Regions from separate parts of the Mus musculus genome. Here region 2 is linked to region 1. Evidence: chromatin loops called from intact Hi-C (ENCODE). Cell type or tissue: heart. All regions are shown on one strand.

Region 1 (2,500 bases):
ATAAGGGGAAATGGAATACTGTAACAGTAAAGATAAAGTGGGATGGAATTGGGAGATCAGGGCAAAGGGGGGATGTGGAAAGGTATAACTAACTCTAAGGACCCTTGAAAAAGCCATATGGAAGTTTACTACCATAGAAACTTCCTAAATATAGTTATATATTTAGGAATATATAGTTATATATGTAGGAATATATAGTTATATATTTAGGAATATATATATATATATACTATATACTAATATATATATATATATATTTACTAATATATATATATATATATATATATATATATATATATATATATATATACACACTCACAGTTTACCCACAGTTGTCATCAACAGAGGCACAATGCTTTTCCCAGATAGCAAATAAAATGCCTATTCCCATGTCTGGGGTACCATGCCATTGGCCAGTGGGTTTATAGAGACCTCCCTAAATATAACAAACCTCTGACATTATTATTTTTGGTTACTCTCCAGAACTTCATGGTAAGACTGTGAAGATGCCACATCCTTAAGTTGTAGCACATGAAGCAATCAAACTGGTACTGACCTGGAAGCTTCATTTCTACTCAATAGCTTTCAGAGAGCTGAATGGTGCTTCACACGCTACTAAGGGACAAAATATTAATGGTCCTGTGTGTATGCCCTGAGTGGTAAAATAATTATTGGCTTTGCAATATATGCCCACTGGTTCAATAGTGTCATTAATTTTCTGGGACTAATCCACCACATTCTATTCATATTTAAGACTCAATCCACAACACTGAACTCTGCTACCAGTAAGTGGACCATGAAATCTTGTCTGGGTAGGTGATAAGCCCCAGGAAAGAATTTATTACTATTATTTTCCTAAATGAGTATAGCATTACACTGCCTCTCAAGGATTTATATTTATTACACATGAAAGAGTGTGCCTTTCAACACTCACCAGACAATCTCTTTGTAGGCAATGGCATTTAACATGGAGACCTCAATTGGCCAATATGCAGAGACTATGAATAAAAGAATAAGAGTGCTTGGTTTTAAATGCTACATCTATCACACAACCTTTCCCCTTACTAGTTAGGGATCATCATGAAAGAAGAAGATAGAAAGATTGTAAGACCCAGAGAAAGTAGACACCTGCAGCAAAATAATACTTGCAGGACATGAAAGGGATAGTGCATACATGAGCTCATAATAACTGGCTCTTTGAGATGTGATTATAATAATGATATACTGTATATAAGTTAAAAATTTTCAAAGAAAAAAATTAAAGTATCAATAGAGGCAGATTCTGTACTAAAAGGAATTATTTGCACCAGGTTAATTAGAGTTTATAAAATGACAAGGGAGGATTTGTTATTGGAGCAATGATGAAAGGAATGAGAAAGAGTAATTTGAACTCAAAGCACCAATGAGAGAGGATTCCTGTTTTTGTCTTAAAAGAGGAATATTGATTTGATTACAGCCAAAGAAGAGCAAAGGAAATATCACTCCTAAATCATGAACACTACTTTTATTGGTTGAGCAGCATTTTGCCTGCTCTATGTCCTCTGATTTATTTAATTTTTAAAACATATTTGCAATTGCATTCTGTAAAGGAAGGTAGTTAAAATGTTGGGTACAAATCATCTCGGTACTAATTACTGTTACTTAGTGATTCAAGTCTTGTGTGATAGTGTATCAGGTGATTTACGTCCATTTTGTACTGAAATCTAACATGTTGCTGTTTATAAGATTCCCTTTACACATAAAGAACTTGAAATGTTCTCAAGTTCACAAGATTGTTATATGACCTACACAGGCTCGGGAATTTCTCTCATCAAAACTTTCACATTTCTCCAAGCAAACCCTATGCCATTCATTTCCTGCACATTACATCAAAAATGTATTTCTGCTGATAAATGTATAACTTCAAACTCAGAATAATGATTTGAAGTACAGAGACCAAGGAATAAGCAAATAAATAAATAATAATAAATAAAAAAAGATTAAGTGTGAATAAGGAGATAGACTGAGGTAGGAGGATTGTTAGAGGTTCGCATCAGTCTAAGCTGCTCAACAAGTTTCACCTTGAAAGACATAGAAACTGCTTGATGTTACATTGCCTATAGAGACAAATTCAGTATCCATAAACCTTCAACAAACTAGGGGCTAAAATATTAGAAGTTTCAGCCTGTTACTATACGTCTATGTCTATGTCTATGTCTATGTCTATGTCTATGTCTATGTCTATGTCTATGTCTATGTCTATGTCTATCTATATCTATATCTATATCTATATCTACCATCTGTATCTATCTCCATCTCTATCATCTATATCATCTATATCTATATATCTATATATCTATATATCTGCATAACAGTTACATGATGGGCCACATCTGGGTAGATGTGAAAGGAAAATATAGATTAACACAATTTGTATGTGACAACATAAATCCTATTTTGGGATATCTGCTTAGCACTTTTCTGTTTCTCCATCACATTCCCTGCAAGGGGTACAGGGAGA
Region 2 (2,500 bases), 210 kb after region 1:
CCAGAAAGTGGGGATAACATTTGGGATGTAAATAAAATGATTTAAAAAAAACAAGCCATCACACTATGTAGCCTAAAATGTCAGTTTTGAATGCTAAATTCACCAGGTAGTAAGATATTCATTCATGAATATATTCTTGTTTTCATTTATGGGGTGATTCACATATACAATGATACTTCAATAATTTTGGTAGAATGTGGAATTAAATTTGGAAGATATAATATTCCAAAATCTAGCTAAGTGTTAATAACTAAGGAGGAGACATGTCAGAATGAATCAATGAATGGGGATGGGGGAGTTTCAGGAAGAGTTCATAGGGGCAAACCCACTGCCACATGTTCTATCACACTTGAAGATGGGGATATAAAAAAGGGAGACACGAGTGTCTTGGAGATCTTCGAAAAAAACCTTGAGTCTGTATCCAGCCACTATTGCCTTCATAGCATCTCCCTCAACCAGAGTGATCTCCACCCTAGTGCCTGCTCCCATCAGGCAGCAAGGTGCTTTGTGATGTCACAGCAGCTCCTCAGCCACTATTAGCTGAGAAGGACCTTGCTGACCAATCAGGATTCAGGGGTGTGGCCTCCCATTATTCAGGGTGCGTTCATAAGACCATGCCTCTGAGAGCTCTGGACCAGACCACCACAAGGCATCAGGATGGTGAAAGCAACTAAGAAGACACACTATCTGACACAGGATGTTGTGCCATCAACTTCGGCATCCAAACCCAAGACAGTGAAGATTTGCCATCGTCAGCCCTGTTCCAAATGTAGCAAGAAGATAAGAAACCCCAAGGTAAGCATAGTCCTTTCTCAGGTGATTTCCCCTCCCCCAGCACTCCTAACCCTTTCTTAGTCCGTCTCTTACAATCCCCTTCACATATTCCAGCTTTTCGAAGACTGATGTGCCCTTGTCACCTTACTCTGTTGAACTTCCAGGTGCAGAAGCCTAAGAAGAAGAGCAAGAAAACACTGCCAAGCATGCCTAAAAGAAAGACTTCTAAGAAAACTACACCACCAAAAACAAAGGACCAATAAAGGCAAGGGGAAAGAACTATTCGGTCACTACCGCCGTTTGTTGAAAGAGCTGTCAACAGGTACTGGGAAGAAGCTCGAACATAGCAGCAAGTGATTAAGAATGCAAGTAGACTCAGCATGCCAACCAAAGACCTGGAAATCTGTGAAATGGCTTGGTAGCTGAGCTGTGCCAAACTGTGTAGTCTCATTATATAATAAGTACTACACAGTGCTTTCACTCTGGTTAAAATAAAATAAAATCAATCTAATATGAAAACTATCTGTCTATGAGAATCTCTGAAGGAGCAAAGAAGGAAGGAATGGGAGGGAAAGGGGGCTGGGAACGGAGGGGTGGGGGAAAAAGGAAGAAACATGGGTATATAAGAAACAGGAAGTATTGGCTCCTACAGGGGTGGGAACCAGACCAGAAAATCTAAGACCTGCAGACAATGAAGGATTATGATGGAGCTAGCATGAAGAAAGCCTGAAGACAGGCCTTCTCCTGATGCTTTATCTCACAGGCCAAGGATGAAAAGGGACATTTCATGGGTGGGGAGGTTGCATCTATGAGAATATGCAGGTGCATATGCTCATGTTCATTCATGATGTGGTCAGAGCCAATTCAGCCAGGCAATCTCTGAGATTCGCCTGACCCCAAAACACAATGCTAGATTACTGGGATCTGCTTGTGGATGCTTAGGATTTAAATTCAGGTCCTTATGTAGAGCAAATGTAGAAGCCATTTTCCAAGCCCACAGGGTGTTCTTGCAAGGTGCAGGGATATTGCTTCAGGAAATGGACTGTAGAACCTACAGAATGAAAGATATTGGGTCATCAGTATCATCCCAACAAATAGCACATCACTTATAGGACACCTACCGACTAGTGGTGTTTCTGTTATTATTATTTAATTTTAGGCATTTTTATTAGATATTTCCTTCATTTACATTTCAAATATTATCCCCAAAACCCCATACACTCCCCCTGCCCTGCTCCTCAACTCACTCACTACTGCTTCCAGGCCTTGGCATTCACCTGTACTGGGGCCTATGATCTTCCCAAGACTGAGGGCCTCTCCTCCCATTGATGGCCGAGTAGGCCATCCTCTGCTACATATGCAACTAGGCCATCCTCTGCTACATATGCTACTAGAGACACAGCTCTGCGGGGTACTGGATTCTTATACCCTATCCTATATTAAGCAATTAAAAGACCTTCAGAAAATAAAAATACCCTAATATAGCATATCAGTAGAAGCTCAGGATTTGGCTTGTCTACCATGCATGAAACCTTAGATTTGAACCCCAGCATTGCATAAACTGGTTGCATGTCTAGTATCCCAGAATCACACTTGGAATGTAGAGTCAGCTGGACCAAAGCAAGTTCCAGGGCAGCCTGTAAACAATAGAACCTGTCTAAAAAAATAAAGTCCAAGGAAAATAATAGTGTTTATAACCAAAAAACAAACCAAAACATAACAGGTG

The links. A loop is a pair of places that touch in the nucleus more often than their neighbours do. Peaks named below come from ENCODE experiments on the same cell type or tissue, not always from the same donor. Only the 100,000 strongest peaks of a DNase experiment are listed, where the experiment ranks them.
Region 2: a loop joins it to region 1, with 8 times the contacts of the local background. A loop is called at or near these places in 8 of 42 quality-filtered maps.

What each region holds. Positions count from the first base shown.
Region 1 is chrX:91,783,727-91,786,226 of GRCm38, reverse strand. No RefSeq gene overlaps it. Among named protein-coding and RNA genes, the nearest start is that of Mageb5, 2.0 kb to the right of the region's middle. In heart, no CTCF peak of the experiment used is centred here; no DNase peak of the experiment used is centred here.
Region 2 is chrX:91,574,003-91,576,502 of GRCm38, reverse strand. It overlaps the pseudogene 1700084M14Rik. Among named protein-coding and RNA genes, the nearest start is that of Mageb17-ps, 50 kb to the left of the region's middle. In heart, no CTCF peak of the experiment used is centred here; no DNase peak of the experiment used is centred here.